Regions from separate parts of the Mus musculus genome. Here region 2 is linked to region 1. The links are chromatin loops, found by intact Hi-C in ENCODE. Cell type or tissue: left cerebral cortex. All regions are shown on one strand. Links, peaks and the distances in the headings refer to the core of each region. The heading gives the core; the rest is flanking DNA.

Region 1 (9,493 bases), core at 1,594-6,593:
CTAAGTTATTTTCAGAATCGAGATGGTATCTTCACTAATACTGCCCTTACAGGCTGCCAAAGTATCCATGGACTATTTTATTATTTTAATTTTTTGCTTAGCTGTACCTTTGTGCTGAAAATAGCTTGTGAGGAACCAGAGGGAGCCGCTTAGTGTTTTCGGCCTGATAAGAAGGAGCCAGCTGGTTGACATGGGTGGATGTGTCAGTCATTTGGGCACACAGGGACCTGTGGAGACCTTGACAGTGGTGGGAGACAGAGTCATACAGGAACCCTGCTACAGGAAATGGTACCACTCAGTTAACACTCTGGGTGGGTGGCTGGGTGGGTCCCCTCAGCTAGGTCTCAGGTTACCTTCCAGAGCATACTGCCTCCAGTCAGGCCCTAGAGCTCCGTTGGGACTTAACCACACTTTCCCATTTAGCTATGTCAAAGCACAGGTTGGAGGCCATTCAAGTTCCCCAGCTGCCTGGCTTCCTGGCTCTGGTTTACAAAGTACTGTCTTGGGAAGGAAGGGAGGGACCAGGGTATCTTGGCTGGTGCTTTCCCCTGGGTGGAGACAGGTGGGACTCTTGATTACATAGGACATCACTCTGAGGGCCTTGCTTCTTCCTGGGAAAACCCCTCCTAGCCTAATGGGTGGGCCTGGCCACTACTTCCCCCGGAAGAGGGACACACCCAGGGTGGTTACCCCAGCAACAGTGTGTTGGAAGAGGTGGCCTGCAGAGTCAGGCTCCTTTTCTAGAGTGGCAGAAATGGGGATAGAACAGCTCAGGTGGCTTCAGGCAGCTTCTCTACTTTCTAAAGAGTTTTGAGGGGACTCCAGACAGCCTAGTGGTCCTGACTAAACATGGCCTTGGTGTGAGCATTTATCCCTAAGATTTCCCCATTTGTGTATCGTCCCATTTAGACAGTGTGGAAGAGTTAAATGACCCTGATTCTGCAGATAGTGGCCAAGGTCCTCGGCTATTCATTTCAGTAATGTCCAGAAGGCCTGAGCGGGGCCTAGGGTCCCGCAGACTGACAGCTCTGGCTGCCTTCCCAGAGGGCACTGTCCAGGGTGGAGACAGAGTCTACAGTGATCTGACAGTGGGCTGAACAGGGAGAGGTGTCTGAGGCAGACGGGAGACCACTCCATACTACTGGTCCCTAGGGTTAGAACCCCATTTCCTAGCCAGGTCTGAGTTGAACATTACAGGAGGAAAAGAAGACAAAGGGGTGTGCTTGCATGTGAGGAGCCTTGGGGGAGTAGGAAGGAGCAGAGGGCCACGAGCAACCTGGGGGACACACCTGTGACCCCTATGAGTGGGAGGAAGAAGCTAGAGCAATGGTTCTAAACCTGTGGCTCTCGACCCCAAAGGGGTCACATTATCAGATGCTTATATTACAATTATGAAGTAGCAACAAAAATCATTTTATGGTTGGGGGAGGGGTTAACCACAACGTGAGGAACTGTATTAAAGGGTTGCAGCATCGGGAAGGCTGAGAACCACTGGGTTAGGGGATCAGGAGTTCAGGAAGTTTGAGGCTAGCCTGGGTTACATGAAACTCCATCTTAAAAAGACAGGAAGTGGGAATGAGGATCAGAAGTCCAGAGCATGAAAGACTTAAAGGAGGGGCCCCTCAACTGCCCAGCAGGTGAAGGTGGGGTCAAGGCCCATTTGTCACATTGTCTGTGTCACTTTGCAGCCAGTTCCTTTCTCTTCCAGTTCGTGGCTTTCCCACCCATTGATCTGCCTTTTGCCACTACAGAAGTTCCCAGGGACACAGACACACAGTCTACACACTCTCCTGTGTAGTTTTGGGTTTTGTTCAGCACACTGGCTTTTCAAAGCGGTTCCACCATGTTGCTTCTCAGTAGCAATGGCATCTCTGTGGCTCTGTCTCTCACCTTTCTGCCTCCTACAGTTCTGCCTCCTTATTACTGTCCTGGAGGGGAGAGGGCGCTTCTCACTGGGACATGAATTTGCATTTCCCTGGTGTCTGACTGTGCTGACCTCACCAATAAAACGGTGACATGATTGACAGTCGGTTTTGTCATGTATATTTTTAAACTATGGGGTTGTTTGAAAGAAGATTTTAATGTCTAATGTCACAGGAGTCCACCACTTGTGTTAAGAAGGTTGACACATTTGTTGTCTCTCTCACACACACACACACACACACACACACCCTTCTAAACAGTGAGGTCTACAAGGAGAACTGGGACACCACATTCATCTCAGTTCTGTTCAGCTGCTCACAAGAGCCTGTGTGTGGCATTTACAGTATGTCACTGTATTGTCCCCTTCATCCTAACAACCTCTGAGGATGTCACCAAGGAAACAAGAGGCTTGAGAGAAGCCCCAACCCAGGCTTGTGCTGTTCTGAATACAAAGCCCTTTACCTACAGGCAGACCCAAAGGCAGGCTGAGATCAGAGCCACAAAAGGAAATAAAGAAACCAACAAAGCCGGGCGTGGTGGCGCACGCCTTTAATCCCAGCACTCGGGAGGCAGAGGCAGGTGGATTTCTGAGTTCGAGGCCAGCCTGGTCTACAGAGTGAGTTCCAGGTCAGCCAGGACTATACAGAGAAACCCTGTCTCAAAAAAATCAAAAAAAAAAAAAAAAAAAAAAAAAAAGAAACCAACAAAACCTCCAGAGTAAAGCAGCAATCCAGAGGCAGGACATGAAGGTAGGGAGGAGCTTGGAGACACTGAAAGGGCAAGAGAAGCCCCTCACTCTGGAATCCAGTTGAAGCCTTTGTCAGTAGACGTAGAATTCCTGCACAACTCAGCTGCTTCATGGCTGTCTCCCTTCCCAGTTGCAAACCTGGTATTTTCTAGGAATCTTGCCAGAAATCCCCGTTTCATAGAAAGGACCTCTGTGCTTGTGCAACCCTAGTGGGTCCTGGCTTTATGTTATCAGATTATAATTCCATCTAAGCCATCTGCAGAATCACCTCACTTATCTATCTGGTAGAAAGAGAAAGGGGAAAGGCTATCTTAGCAACCTTTGACATGTAGTCTGTCTTGAAGGAGCCCATTCTCCTGTCTTGCTTTCCCTACTCTCTAGGAAGCACAAAATCCCACCCATGTGTGCCTTTCTTTTTGAGTGACTTTCTTCCTCTTAACCCTCAAAATATCTTCAACAAAATCATCAACCCCCCTCTATCATAAACCAGCTAGTCCTGAGATTCTTTTCTGTGTCAACGTCACAAACCCAGGGCTGGCTCATTGTTTAAAAGCACCAGCTGCTCTTCCATAAGATCCAGGTTTTAGTCCCAGTACCTACATGGCGCCTCACAACTGCCCGTTCCAGTTCCAGACAACCTGATGCCCTCTTCTGGCCTCTGCATGCATTAGACACACACATGGTACACAGATGTGCAGGCAAAATACCCATACATGTAAAATAAAATAAAATAAAAATAAAATAAAATAAAATGATTTAAAAATCCCCAATAGTCCACAAATACCAGAGTTAGGCAAGGTCCCTAAAAGTCCAAGAGAATTCTTCAGGCTCAGGAGGCAGAGATGCTGCCCCCTCAAAACTGAACATCTTACAGTGAGGAAGGCAGAAGCAGAAGATCCCAAGTTTGAGGCCAGTCTGCACAACTTGTTGAGTTCCTGTGTCAAACTAAAAAGTAAATACAGAGCAAGGGACGTAGGTCAGGGGTAGACCCCCACCTGTCACACCCCAGCCCTGGGCAAGGGGCGTAGGTCAGGGGTAGACCCCCCACCTGTCACACCTCAGCCCTGGGCAAGGGGCGTAGGTCAGGGGTAGACCCCTACCTATCACACCCCAGCCCTGGGCAAGGGACGTAGGTCAGGGGTAGGCCTCCACCTGTCACACCCCAGCCCTGGGCTCAATTCCTAGCACTTAAGTAAATACACACAAACTCCATTCAAATTCAGCATTGGTGCGTGTGTGTGTGTTCGATTATGAATGATAGGTGCAGTCATGGGGGGGCTATCTGTGGAGCAGCTTACTGTGGGAGGAAAGAGGAAGCAGGTATCAATTGTGTGGGGGTATTACAGCCTGTAGAAGCAGGTCTCTCAGAGGTGTGTGTGCCCATCCCGGGGTGTGTTCTATAAGAAAGATTCCTCTTGAACTCCCTCACATCAACTAGCTGGGTGCCCACAGTGGCCTTACAAGGAAACTGCTGACTCTGGTTATAGATGAGACATTGTTCCTGTCCCATGGGGACATTGTTTAAACTCCAGTGGCATGGCCACCTGGTGGTGTAGTGGTGAATTAGTCAAATTGCTTTAGCTCCTAGTGCTCCTGGCAGAGAGCTCTCTGGTTTCTCAAATGAAAGACAGACAGACAGACAGACAGACAGACACACACACACACACACACCAGTTAATTTTATATGCTTTGGCTAGCTCAATGGTTGGGCACTTGTAAATTTCCCCCGTGGCTAGCAAACACTCCGTCTAGTATTCCTGATTTAACATCTTTTAAGATCTATATTTCATCTCTGTTACCTCAGACCAAATAGGAGGCGTGGTCCCTAGGCCACTTTCCCAGATTCTCTCATGCCGGTGAGCCTTTAAGTTTCTGCTTCCCCATCTTGGTGATTCTCTTCTTCTTTTCTCTGTTCCTTGCCTGCCTAATCTAAAAGTCCCGCCTCCATCTTTCTGCCCAGCCATGGGCTGTCCAACAATTCTTTCTTATAGAAGCCAGCTGGGGTCAGGGACCCTCAGGTTTGGAAGCAGCTTTGGAAGCCGAATTAAGAACCAATTCCCAACATGGTGGTGTCCTGAGAGGTTGAGGAAGGTCTACACCCTGGTCTATGTATCCCTCAGCTGGTCTGATTTTGAGTCACTGGCTCTCTGAAGGGGGTGATCACACTCCTGGGGGTCCCTGTGGATGACAAGTCCTCAATAAGGTTTCCTTCCAGCCTTCCTTTCCACAGCCTAGCCTGGGTCTCTCATCCTCACAGGGAGGTTAGCTTGGGACAGATATCAGTCTAGGATGGGGGTTCCTGCAAGTGTGAGCCTGAAACTCATATTCTGGCTTAGCCATTCATACCATAGCGGACATGACTATGGAGAACAGACCCTGTGTCGAGCTAGTACACCAAGACTAAAAGCAAGTTGGGGAGAAAGGGTTTATTTGACTTACACTTCCAAATCCATCACTGAAGGAAGTCAGGATAGAAACCCAAACAGGGCAGGAACCTGGAGGTAGGAGATACTTACTGGCTTGTTCCTCATGGTTTGTTCAGTATACTTTCTTATAGAACCCAGGACTACTAGTGCAGGGATGGCCCCACCCACAATAGACTGGGCCCTCCCACATCAATCACTATTTAAGAAAACGCCTGCCCCCAATGGAGGAGCTAGAGAAAGTACCCAAGGAGCTAAAGGGGTCTGCAACCCTATAGGTGGAACAACAATATGAACTAACCAGTACCCCAGAGCTCATGTCTCTAGCTGTATATGTATCAGAAGATGGCCTAGTCGGCCATCACTGGGAAGAGAGGCCCCTTGGTCTTACAAACTTTATATGCCTCAGTCGGTGTGTGGGGGGGGGGGGGACGCCAGGGCCGAGAAGTGGGAGTGGGTGGGTAGGGGAGTTGGGGAGGGAGGGTCTGGGAGACTTTTGGGGTAGCATTTGAAATGTAAATGAAGAAAATACCTAATTAAAAAAATAAATTAAAAAAAAAAAAGAAAAAAAAAATGCCCTACAGGCTTGCATGCAGTCTGACCTTATAGGAACATTTTCTCAATTGAGGCCCTCCTCTCCAATTACTCTAGGTTGTGTCTTGTGTCAAGTTGACATAAAACTAGCCAGGACCCACATCCTGCTCACCACCTACCTCTAAGCCTCAGACCACCTTGCCTCCTTACCCTATCAACAGCCCCGTATGCTAATTACACTCTGAGAGGAGGAGCAGGGTCTCTCTCACCTGCAGGTTCAGCTCTCTTGCATATAAATCTTTGCCTTTAACAACATGTATTGCTTTGGTGATTGGTATATTCAGTTTGGCTGGATCACAGATGGGATGGTCTTAGGTTGGTTTTTCTTTTGACCCAATGTTCATTTTGGCCCCTGACATCAGGCACCTCTTCTAGATATCTCTACTGCAAAGTGAGGTTTTTTTTTTTGTTTTTGTTTTTTTGTTGTTGTTGTTGTTTTTTATAGTGAAAATGAAATTGTAAGTATTTAGTGGGGAGGTACTTTGAAATTGCACGTGAGTGGAGACTAGAGGTTGAAGTTATCTTCCTTAATTCTTCTCTAACTCATTTACATTTTAAAATGATTTTATTACTTTTAGTTTATTATGATTCTCAGTGTGTGTGTGTGTGTGTGTGTGTGTGTGTGTGTGCATGGTATGGTGCACATGTGGAGGTCAGAGGAATATTTTAACACTTCGTTCTCTCCTGCCACCTTTGCAGAGTTCTGTGGTTGAGCTCAGGTAGCTAGGCTTGTGCAGCAAGGACCTTTCCCCACTGAGCCATCTCTCCAGTTGTCTTGTTGTTGTTTTGAGGTAGGGTCTCTCACTGCACCTGAAGCTCATCAATTTAGCTAGACTGTCTGGTCAGTGCGTGCTAGGGACCCTCCTGTCTCCAACCTCCTAGTCCTGGGATTACAGATGTGCACACCTGCAGCCATTTTTTCCGTGGGTGCTGGGGATCCCAATCTAGGCCCTCCTGGTTGTGAAGCAAATGCTTTACTAACAGAGTCATCTCCTAGCCATGTATGGACTGGTTTCTACCGATGACCTTCTTTAAAAAAAAAGAAAGAAATGACGTATTTCTGTCCCCACCAGAAGCCCTTGCTGATGAAGGCACGAGTAGGGGACAGTTGCTTTGGTGCCTAAGCAGAGACTAGAGTCTAGAGTCTCAGGTGGGTCCTGCAGTGAGGACAGAGCCACAAATACAGTGTCATTAGCCTGAGGCCCTGGCTAGTAACATCTGGACAGAGCTTTTCTCTCACCTCAAGACTGCCTAGGGGTAGAAAGCAGCTGTGTTAGGGTAGAGCTTAGAGCGGAGGGCTTCTGAGGTCCCTTGCAGGTAGGATATATGCCTGGCTCAGACACTGCCCAGCCCTGCAGGTCACTCTTGCCCTGCAAGTGGACCTTGCCTGCTGTGCTCTGCTCTCGAGTACAGCCTGCCAGCAGGAATTGGGGGGGGGGGGCTCTGTGCCAGGAACATGTGATATCTGCAAACTTCAGAGGCCTGGAGTCATCTGGAGGCCAGAGCTGGAAGTAGGAGAAAGGTTGTGTGTCTTCCAGCTGTGCACCGAGGCCAGTATGGATAAGGGCAGCCACTAGCCAGTTGGCCCAGACACTTAGAGGCTACCTCCTGGCCTGGCTGTCAGCTACTGGGAAAGGTGTAGCTAGCCCTGGCAGGTTAGCTGGTCTCTGGACCGACAGGCAGGCTGGCCCATGTGTGGTGGAGGGCCCCTCTTTCTCCCTGCCTGGATGGGGCTCCTCCAGGCTGACTGTGCTAGTGGGGAACATGTTGAGGTAGCTGCTGTGTTCTGGGAGGCAGAACAGAGGATCTGGCTGCCTGGACAGGGTTCTGATGGGTGTGCAGCCTCCCAGAACTTCAGCTAAGCTCCAGTACTCCTTACCTGGAGGCAGAGGCTCTCAGAGATGCAGATAGAAGATACAAATGCTTCCTCTATCCCTCAGGCCCAGCTGGGACTGTCAAAACAGGCTGTGGCCAGGGGCCTGTGGTGGTATGTCCATATGCTAAGTTGGAAACAGGTCACTGGGTGACCCACCTTATGACCTAGTTATAAGGTATTCTAGTTACCTTTAGTTGTCCACTTAGCACAGCCTAGAGTTGTTTGAGAAGAGAATCTTAAGCCAACTGTTTGGTCTTTGTGTATGTTTGTGACATACTAATGCAAGAGAGCCCAGCCCACTCAGGGTGGTCCTGGGCTGTATAACAAGCTAGCTAAGCATGAGCCTGTGGGTGAGCCAGCAACAGTATTTATGCACCGGTTCTGTCAAGCTCTGGCTTCAGTTTCTACCTTGGCTTCCCTCAGGGATGGACTGTGACCTGGCAGATGAAACGAAGCCTTTCCGCTTCCAAGTGGCTTTTGGTCAGAGTGGTTTTGTTTGTTTGTTGTTGTTGTTTAATCACAGCAACAGAAAGGAAAGTAGACCAGGAGGCCTCCTGTCCTCTCGTATCACGTCTGCCTCACCAGGCCAAGGTGCCCTCATCTCAGGGGCCATGGTTATACCACATGATGGCAAGCCCTCAGTGACTGGTTGCTCCCACCTTGGCTGAGTTTCCTGAGGTTGACAAATACTTAAGCCAGGATCTTCCAAAGTACCTTTTGGAATCTAAAAGAGAAAGCCCAGCCCTCTTACGCTGCCATGACATAGAAGATTCTGGTACAAGGATGAATGGGGTCTTGGGAGAGCATGGGGTTGGGCCTGGGCCCTAGTTCTGAGGTTTCAGATGAGTGGACATGGAGTAGGTAGTGCTAGCCAATGAGAAGGAAAGGTTTATGGTAGAAGATACTGGCTGGGCCAACTTTTCCATGGAAAAGATCCAGAGGCAGGTAAGAGTTAAGACTTGGGAGGGGACCTTTTAGCTAGGATTGTGGACTCTGGATGAGGGAGGCTGGAGTTGTGAGTACTGTGGTGGGGTAGAGAGCGGGAGTCAGTTGTTAGTAGGCAGTAGACCCAACTTTCAAACACCTTAACTTGCTGGAGATAGTGGTACACACCTTTAAACCCAGCATAGCGAGGCAGAGACAGGCGGATCTCTGTCGAGTTTGAGATCAGTCTACTCTATGTTGATTTCCGGGAGGTCCAGGGTTATATAATGAGACTCTATCTCAAGCAAAATAAAACAAAATCAAGAATGAGCAAAAGGTAGTCTAACTGAAGTTACATAATTAGGTACTAAAACTGCTCTTATTAAGCGATGCCATTTGGTGACTTTAGTGAGCTTTGTCTTCTCCTGAAACTATGCATCCATTCAGGAGGAACTGTCCCTGGCAGCTACAGGTCTTTCTTTAACAGTAGATTGGTTTGCATTTCCTAGGATTTTATACGAATGGGACTATTCAATACGTTCCCTTGTGGGTCTGACTTAACTCTTGAGGTCCATCTGAGACTTTGTGGTATCAGTTCTTTGTTCCTCTCTTTATGGCTGTGTAGTAATTTGTTGTCTTCTTCAGTTCCCAAGGGCCCAGCTAGCTACAGAGTGGGAAGGACGGGCTTCAGTTTGGGAGAAGAGTTATCATCTGACCTGTTGGTGTTTCTCTGGAAACCCCATTTGCAAGGCTGCTTTTACTTGACCCAACTTGAAGCTCACCTGGTATTCCCCAGGAAGCTTTGGTTAAAAAATTATGTCAAAGTGGCCTTATTTTCATGGTTATGTGACAGAGCACACTCTAGATTATCCAAGAAGCTTAAAATGGGGGGCGGGTGGGCCACTGGGGAGATTGTTTCGTGAGTAAAAGCACTTGTCCTGCAAGCTTGAAGACCAGAGTTCAGATACCCAACACCCATGTAACTGCTGGGTGGGTGTAGGAACC
Region 2 (9,493 bases), core at 2,851-7,850, 55 kb after region 1:
CTAACCAGTGCAGTAGGTGTCTGTCCTCTCAGATGGGTGCTGAGGATGGAATTTGGGGAACAACACGCACCACACAAGTAAGCATCACTTTCTAATAGAGATACTGTCGTTCCTAAGGAAAACTCATTATCATACTTTATCAATAGATGTTTTATAGAAAACGAATTGTGGTTTAATATTTGGGTAATATGCATGATTAGTTTTAAAAATATTCATTATTATTTTGCGTGTGTTTGTGTATACCTTTGCGTACACATGTGTGTACTTGCATATGTGTGTGTGTACATGCACATGCACAAGTGTGATGTATGTGGCAGCCCACTGAGGTCAGAAGGCAAGTCTGTGGAGAGTGCTATCCTTTTCCCTTTAGCTGGGTCTCACAGAAAGAACCCAGGCTAGCATGGCCTTTACCTGCTCTGCTGTCTCCCCAGCCCCAAATGTGGAGGCTCTTTAAACATTTGTTTGCTTTGTCTCTTTTCCCTGATACTGGGATGGAATCCAGAGCCTTATCCATGCTTAGAAGTGTTCTATCACCAAACTTCTGTGGTCCTCGACTGTGTTTCTAAAGGCCCCTGAAATATTACAAACCGAAGGAACATAAAGGAACAAAACAATGGTGGTTTTACCCATCTCAAGATCAGCAAAACTTATTCAAACCCTGAACTGTAAATCCACTCCTTCTGATTGATCCTAATGAAAATGTCAGGAAGCTGAGTCAGGAGGACTCGAAGCCCCAGGACAACCAGGACAACTTGGGACAAAGAACCAAAGGTTTCACTGAGGCTCTGTCATTGTAAAAGACTAGACATGGCTGCAAAAATAAGTACATTTTGAGTCTGTTTCAGGACACTCCAGCAAAAGGACATAAAATAAAATATGAAATAATTTGACTGTTAAGAAAGAGAGAAAAAGCCGGGCATGGTGGCGCATGCCTTTAATCCCAGCACTTGGGAGGCAGAGGCAGGTGGATTTCTGAGTTCGAGGCCAGCCTGGTCTACAGAGTGAGTTCCAGGACAGTCAGGGCTACACAGAGAAACCCTGTCTCGAAAACCAAAAAGAAAAAAAAAAGAAAGAGAGAAAAATTTCAACGGTACAGCTGTTGAGCCTGGCAATGCATATATGCTGGTGTCTACCATTTCTCCTATTTTTTGTGCTTGAGAAGATTCATAATAAAAAGTAAAGAAATAGATAAAATCTATAAGCCACGGGCCAAAAATAATTATTAAGATTTAAATAACAATATGGAAAATATTTATGAAACAAATTAAGTGGAATAGATGCATACTTCCAAAAACTATCTGCAATTGACTACAACCACAGTAAAGAGATGATTGTCCGGAATGTGGAATATGAATCGTCACTCACTCCTTACGTCAGTTTCTGTCATTCTCCCCAACCCAAGACGGAGTCTAGCTACATAGCTCAGGCTGGCCTTGAACTCCTGCTTCAGACTCCCTCGGATTACAGGTACAGGCTACCATGCCTGGCTGTTTTAGTCTTCATTACTAATAGGACATGGGTCAATTTGGGGCTGGCGAGATGGTTCAGTGGGTAAAGGTGCTTGCCCCCAAGACTGACGACTTGTGTTCCATGCCTGGAAGCCACTTAGTGGCAAGGGGGACCTTCCTGTAAGCGATTCTCTGACTATTGCATGTGCACCTTGGTATGCACAAACAGATTTATGCTCACAAATAAAATGAGTGTAAAATGTGCCTTTTAAAAACATTTCACAGCCATACGGTTGAGTCTTAATTAATGTATGAAAGCTGTGACCTAAATATTTAAAAGGCGCCTTCAAGAGGAGTTCAGACATTAATTCCTTGAGTTTTTAACTAAGACAACTATTCCAGAGCCCCTGGCACTTCACTTCTCTTGTTTTTTGCAGATCTGGGATTGAACCTAGCACCCTGCTTCGCACGGGCAACTGCTCCGTCATCAAGCTGCACGCCAAGCCTTGCTTTGTCTCCAACAGGCTCCCCCAAGAGTCCAGGCTAGAACTCCTGAGCCTCCTGCTTCTACCTCCCAGGTGCTGCGGTTACAGGCATGTGCCACCACACCCAGGTGGTTTTGTTTTGTTTTGTTTTGTTTTGAAGATACATCCCTGGTCTCATCTCCTGTTAGAGGGTCTCAATGCAGATGAGCAAACACTCCAGGCTTTTATTAAAACCTCCCTCCGGACCAGTAGAGGTTGGTGCTCATGTTTTCTGGGAAGGGGAACACAGACTAAATAAACATAACTTCTCAGAGGCAAATCAGCAACAGAATCTGACCCTGAGGTGACAGAGGTCCCTCTACGGTCTCACCCACCAGGAGCTTCCCGGGTCTGCTTGGCAAAGCCCTGCCTCTTCACTTGTCATCACCTGTCTGCTGCTGTGCTGCTGTAGGGAGCACTCACCTTTTGCTGTGCTCTGGCTCTGGGTGCTCTCCCTCGGGCTTTACGGCTGATGACCGGCGCTCTCTGGGGACCTAAAGTGTCAACATCAATGAGAGGGACTCAGTCCTTATTCAGGGGAGAAGCCTTCTTCACCTGAAGAAGAAACCTTTCATTTCTCAGGATGCTCTTTGGTTCACTCATCTCCTGACTACCTGCTGAGCCCTGGGCAACATCTGCCCTCAAGGAGCCAACAGTCTGATCACCACAGCAACCGGTAAAGAGCAACTGCCAAATAGACTTGTGGGATCACAAACTTACTTTATAGTGGGAGTAAAGATTTCTTTCTTCTTTAAAATTTAAGGTATGTATTTTGGTTTTTTCATGTATGAATGTTTGGCCTGTACCTATGTCTGTATACCACATGTGTGAATGGTGCCCAGGGTCAGAAGAATGCATCGGATACCCTGGAACTGCAGTTAGAGATGGCTTTGAGTCACCATGTGGGTGCTGGGAACTGAACCAGGGTCCTCTGAAAGAGCAGCCAATGCTCCTAAATGCTGGGCCATCTCTCTGGCTCCATTCCACTCCTTGTCTGACTCCCCTTTTCTTTGCCCCAGAGCTGAAAAGCTGGAAAAATGACACTGGTACACCGTGACATTAACCCAGCTGAGACATGGTCCAAACAGGCACACACGTATTGCTGAGATGTGTACAGTGTTTTGCCATGCAAGAATTCTTTCATATTTCACCATTAACAACAAAATAAAGATGGCTCATTGGTTAAGAGTGCACAATGCCCTTGCACAGGAGTTTGGGACCTGACACTCACAGTAGGCAGCTCACAACTCTAGCTCCAGGGAATCCAACTTCTTCCAGTTTCTGTACTCATGTACAGAAACGTGCCTATACATCCTCATATGCATACACATAACTAAAATTACATAGACCTTTGTTAAAAAAGATAACACCAAGTACTCTTGGATTGACTAGCAATCTGTTTAAAGCACTGCTAGTTATCAAGTAATAACAACTGATGCCTAGGACCAACCAGTTCAAATGGCCATCCCTGGGCGTCTGCTGCTGGACAACGCCAAAGAGAAGGTGAACGCAGGCCACACCCCAGCACTGGTCTGTGGCTGAAACCCTAACTGAATGCATCCGAGCCGCTGGGCTTGAGAGTCAAAAGTGACACACAGGCTGGCCTTACATCCTATGCCCAGTATGATACAGGTCACCAGTGAGTGGCAACTGAATTACTAGAATTCCATTAAGAACCATCAGGCAGAACGGTATAAAAAACCCACACATGGTGCACTTGAGAGTGAAGGCTAATTCAGCTGTCTAGCAACAGGCAAGAAAATGTATTCTGCGGGCTGGAGAGATGGCTCAGTGGTTAAGAGCACTGACTGCTCTTCCAAAGGTCCTGAGTTCAATTCCCAGCAGCCACATGGTGACTCACAACCATCTGTAACGGGATCTGATGCCCTCTTCAGGTGTGTGTCTGAAGACAGCAACAGTGTACTCATATAAATAAAATAAATCTTTAGAAAAAAGAAAATGTATTCTGATCTTAGAACCAGGTCCCAGAATTGCAAAAGTGTGTGTTTCCCCCAGCGGCTCCCAAGGCTTTGTAAAAGCAGCTACAGAAAAGGCGGTCACACTGATCACTCAGAAGGGGAGAGCACAGGTCAGTCAGCAACAACCCTTCCCATGACACCCGAAACCAAGTCTGTTAAAATACTCAAACTGGGGGAGACAGGCTACTACCTCCTTTTATTAGCAGCGTCTCCTTCAGCGAGGGCCAGAGCAGCTGTTTAAAAACCACCCTTTGATTCTATGATCGTAGATGCTCAGCTTTGAACCACCAAAAGCCGGGGGACTCGTTAAACTATTTATAGTCACTAGAGAAGCAAGCATCCTGACATTCCACCAGCAAATGACTGTTTTATAGGCTGCTGAATCAGGTGCGTCTGAGCATGGCGTTCGCAGCTGTAAAGAGCCCGCAGCCTACCTTGTAGTAGTCATAGAGCAGGCCCAGCGCAGCCGCGCTGTCTTCGTCTCCGTTGATGCTCATCATCGCTTTGGTTGCCGCAGTGAGAGGGTTTTCCAGGAACGACTTCCAGGCTTCATCCTCACTGGTATAGGAGCGCCGCTGTGGGTAGAGGGCTTCATTCTGAAGTACCAGCACGGGCCTTTTGCTTCAGAGGAAGAAATTAAAAAGTTAAATCCATACTTCCTACAGCCAGACAGCTTAGAAGCTGTATAAAAACAAAACCCATAAAACCAAAAAAAAAAAAAAAAAAAACCAAAACAACAAAAACCAACACCCAAAACCAAGCTAAATAAACAGTTCTTTGACATTCCTCTAAAATAGGACACACGGCCCTGTGCCAGAGCAACTGCTTAGCATGAGCAAAGCACTGGGCTCCATCTCCTGTATCAGAGTCAATTAAATACCAACAGCTTCTGAAGGTCTGTCTGAAGGAAACGCAATAAAGTTAGTGAAATGGCGTCCACACTCCTCTTAAAGATAATTTTGGAATAAATACAAAAACATTCAGAAAATTCAGATTTGGTTTACAAAACACTTTTTCTAAAGGCGTATTTTAAATCACCCTGTGTCACGATAGCTACATCAGTAGCCTTAGCTTTAGTAAGTCAGATGAAGACAGGCTCAGAAGGCAAGGCAGAAGGAAGCCCCCCCCCCCCCCCCCCCCCGTCAGAAACACTGAGATAATACTACCTGTCAAAATCCAAAACTAGTCCCAAGAAGACACGGGGCTATTTACATATTTATAACAGCACATACGGGATACAGCGAGGCATGGATACAGTTTAATCACACTCAAGCAGGCTGCGACATGTGACTTCCCCCTTCCCCAGCCAGGGCCATGTCTTTAAACAGCTCCTTCCGAGAAACAGGGGCAGGAGGAAGGGACGGAAAGCAAAAGGGAGATTTCACTTAATCCTTCAGGGTATATGAGAAAGTTAGAAGACTTCTGTTACCAGCAGAAGGAGACTGGAATGTAGCCAACGGGGCCTATAAATCAGTAAAGCCGCCTAATCTTCTGGCATGGGAGTGAACTGCTCATCTTAGAGATAAACACTCAGCCTACAACAGACGAAGGCACAGGATGAAAATCGGCCTTTAAGAAAAACAGTGGACAGTTAGGATTTTAAAATCTTTACATGGGCCCAGGGAAGATGGCTCAGAGGTAAAGGCACTTGCTCATGAGTCTGATGGCCTGAGGGTCCATCCCTGGGACCTACATAGTGGAAGAAGAGAACAGATCCCTTCAAGTTGTTCTCTGATTCTTAAAGACACACACACACACACACAGAGAGAGCAAATTAATCACTTAAAAGTCTTCATTGGCTGGTAAGATAGTTCAGCTGATAAAGGTATCTGAGTTAAATTTTTAAAACCCACATGGTTGATAGAAAGGCCTTGCTACAAGTTGTCCTCTGATGTGTGTGTGTGTGTGTGTGTGTGTGTGTGTGTGTGTGTGTGTGTGAGAGAGAGAGAGAGAGAGAGAGAGAGAGAGAGAGAGAGAGAGAGAGGGAGAGAGGGAGAGGGAGGGAGAGGGAGGGAGGGAGAATATGTTGGGAGGGTGAAGGGAGTGCCAACACCAACTCATAAAATAAAATAAATAAAATGTAAAAAACCTTTACTAGGCTTTAGGATTAGAGGGCCTGGCTAAGGTGTTGTGCACGTGACTTCTCTGCTCTGGGTGAGGGGGCTTCCTGGGCTTAATCTCCAGTGCTCCCTTCCCCCCAAAATAAATACAATCTTTATTAGTTTTTCACACCAGGCAAGGACCATTTCACATTAACAGCGCAGTTTGTGGGAAAAATCCAGAAAACGAATGGTGAATTTAGTGGCGCTTTACAGAAGGTTTAATTTAAATAATCCAAGCAAAGTCTACTGATTCCAGAACCTGGAAATGTCAACAGTCTCAACAACTGTCCAGCCGGTACTGTTTAATAAGTCAATAGAAAGAAAAAACGGAACATTGACTTCAGCAAGACGAGGCAGTACTTTTGTGTGTGTGAGGGAACAAGAACGGAGGTGTCTGGAACTTATCTGAATTATGGCTGTCCTGGCCCAGGTCTCGTTGCAACACACGAATGAAATATGTAAATGGCCTGGAGGTGACCTACCTTTTCTAAAAGTGAGTGGAGAAAGTCTGATTATCTTCTCAAGTAATCAACAAAGGTTAGGGCTTGGCAGTCACCCAAATCCTTCAAAAACAGATATAGGTTTAGAAGAAGAAAAAAAAGGACATCTTTGAAAAGGGGAGGAAAAAAGACGAGTCTGAGGGCTTACATCTGGAAGCAGCTTATTATTTTGAAACATAAAAAGAATCAAGAAGGCTTATCTTTATAAATCTCAAGTTTTATCCGAAGAAAGCAATACACAACCTAGCATTCCCCGCAAGCAAGCCTTTGGGTCCTGAGGCCGATAGAGATGGCGGTTCCGGTTCCGTGGTGAGAGTCTCTGGTGTACTGCTGAGCTATTATTAATAGTCTAATAGCCACTTCCAGAAGACTCTGACAGCAGTTGGCTCGCTCAACAGTCGTAATGCTAGTTTTTCAAGCTTCCCTTCTCCCATCCCATCCAACATTGGTACAAGCATCAGAAAATAAATATTTTCCAAGTGGCTTTATGTCTGCAATTACCCTGAAGGCATTTTATATTTCCAAAGTATGCCTAAGGCCAAGAGGCTGGCACTGGGACTTTTGCCTAGTCAGTAAGTAGAGAAATAAACACATGAACAATTGCAGCCCACTTCTTCAAGAAGAGCAAGTTGTTGCTCCGGCCCTGAAGGTTCATGGGTGTTTTCAAATGAGCCTCAGACCTTCAAGAGTTATAGGTCAGGATTCTAAAAGGAAAGCCGAGCACTACCTGAACTTCATTTTCTACAAGACAAGATTAATCTCTTACTGATTCCACACTCAGCTAACCTTCATCAGAAAACAAGCATGAGAAAAATCCACCCTTAACAAGTTAACTATGAAACCAATTCTTCACTCCAGATTTACTGAGCCGAGATAAGACAGACTTGATCTTTCAGAACATCTTCATATTTATAGAAAAGTTGCGAGTAAAATCGAGAACTGCCCCCACACAAGTCCTGCCAACGTCTGATCACATCTTACATCATCACTGAACATTTCTCGCTGCTTTCTTATGTCCCAAACTCTAAAAAGCAATCCCGATTCGACAGTGGTCTCTAACTTTATCACCCTGCGTGCAGTTTCTTCCTCTTGATATTCCCAAACGGCAAAAATAGTCTTCTGTAATTACCATCGGTGATGCAAGGGCCCAAGAACACCCACAGCAGATTTCTCACACAGCAGCCGGAGTGAAGAAAACGCGCGGGCAGCGGACACTTCAACCTTCCCCTAGATCTCTCGCTCCGGCAGCTCCGCAGGTGACAGGAGGCTGCCCAGGGTCCACCCGTCCCCACCGGTCCATGAGCGCGGGGCCCGGGAGCCCGGGAGCCCTTAGACGACAGGCCGAGTGTCCCCCCCCACCCCCTAGCCTCGCCCCACCCAGCCTGTCCTCCCAGCTCCCGGAACCCGCGCCGTCGCCGCGGCAGGTGCGGTGGCCCCCGGGCCCTGGCCGGACTCGCGCCCGCGCCTCACTCACTTGTCGTACTCCTGTGTCATCGCGCTCGCTCGCCGCTGCCGGGCCGCAGAACTGGACTTTCGGGTTGGGACAGTACACCCGATCCGGGGGGAGGAGGCGGCGGCGGGCGGCGCGCGGCGGCAGGCGGTGGGTCCGGAGCGGCGGCCCCGACGGGTTGGGTTCGCTTTTCTCGCTCTGAGCCGGCTCGGCGCGGGCTGCGCGCACTGGGCGCTGGGCTCGGCCTCCCATTGGCTGGCGGAGCTCCGGCCCAAGGCGGAGCTTCTGGAACTGGGAGGAGGGAGCTCCTCCTGATTGGTGAGATGGAGCTCTGGGGAGGAGCCTGGGGGCGGACCGGAGGGCGGGGGCCACGCGGTGCTCGGCGGTGCTCAGCGGCGCTGGGGAGCTTGCGCGCGGCTGGCCCCGGTGGCGCCGGCCGGTAGTGCCGCCGGCGCCGAGAGGCTTCGGCGCACACCCGCGTGGGCGCGTTTCACCTTCCAGTTCTCTCTCGCGGTCAGTTCTCCGGCCCCAAGGCCTCTGCCTGGGAAATACCTAGGGAATTTCTTTGCAGCTGTGCAGGTTTGGAGGTTTCCTTCTGGTTCATCTCTCAGTGCCCACCATGTGACAGTCGCCAATCTGCACAGCCTCTTAATAACCCACGTTTCCCCGGCCAGCGGTCCCTGTTTATTGGGCACCTATCAAGTGTCAAAAGCATCACTCTAAGACACCTTCCCAAGCCCCAGAGGTCCCCACCAGCCTCCTGAGGGCATCTGAACTTGCTTGGCTCTTCATCTGCCCAGCGCTATATTTGGACTTTAGCATCCTCAACCCCTACCTACTACCTGTGTGGTCTTTCTGTTTGGCCAGCTCCAGATTGGCTTCCACTTTTTCCTCCCATATCCTAACCCCTTTTTAAACCATTTTCCTATGGGTCGGTTTCTTTAACCTCAGCCTCAGGCCTACAACAGTAGAGACAGGGACCTAGACAGAGAGGACAAGGCAGAGACAGAGCAGGCAAATTTTCCTGCCTCCTAGAGCGTCCTACTTTGAGAGTCACGGTGACTCCTTTGGTGTGCGGAGAGAGATGGCACTCTTTGCAGGTGGATGGGGAAAGTAGAGTGGAGCTCTCTGGGTTTAAAGATGTAGATGGCGAGGGGGTGGGCATAAGGGTGAAGGCACAGCTATAGACCGTGATAGAGGAGACACGAGTGTGTCCACTGAGGAGCTAGGAAAGCAGTGTGGCCAGAGAGTAACTGGGCACTGGTGCAAACTGTAGAGCCCCGCGGGTTTCTGTAAGGCCTTAAGTGAGGAAGCTTTGAAGGACTTGCGGTAGGGCATAGACAGACTTCACTCGTGTTTTCAAATAATCTGGTCACTGAATGGTAGGGAATCAGCAGGAGGCAATTTCAAAAGAGACAAGCAAAAGATAAATAGTAGCCAGAAGCATGACCCGGGGTGATGGGACACTGAGAAGGGTTTGAATTCTAGAT

The links. A loop is a pair of places that touch in the nucleus more often than their neighbours do. Peaks named below come from ENCODE experiments on the same cell type or tissue, not always from the same donor. Only the 100,000 strongest peaks of a DNase experiment are listed, where the experiment ranks them.
Region 2: a loop joins it to region 1, with 7 times the contacts of the local background. A loop is called at or near these places in 1 of 42 quality-filtered maps.

Annotation. Positions count from the first base shown.
Region 1 is chr12:24,625,115-24,634,607 of GRCm38, reverse strand. No RefSeq gene overlaps it. Among named protein-coding and RNA genes, the nearest start is that of Klf11, 22 kb to the left of the region's middle. In left cerebral cortex, for the core only: CTCF peaks have their summits at 3,331 (motif pointing left) and 4,216; a DNase peak (open chromatin) is centred at 4,197.
Region 2 is chr12:24,570,993-24,580,485 of GRCm38, reverse strand. It overlaps Grhl1 (grainyhead like transcription factor 1), which reads right to left and starts at 8,199. Exons shown (of 16, transcript NM_001161406.1): 1 at 8,028-8,199; 2 at 4,386-4,572; 3 at 2,396-2,466. The coding sequence starts at 8,047. In left cerebral cortex, for the core only: no CTCF peak of the experiment used is centred there; DNase peaks (open chromatin) are centred at 4,797, 5,414 and 7,581; H3K4me3 peaks cover 1,654 bases; H3K27ac peaks cover 1,156 bases.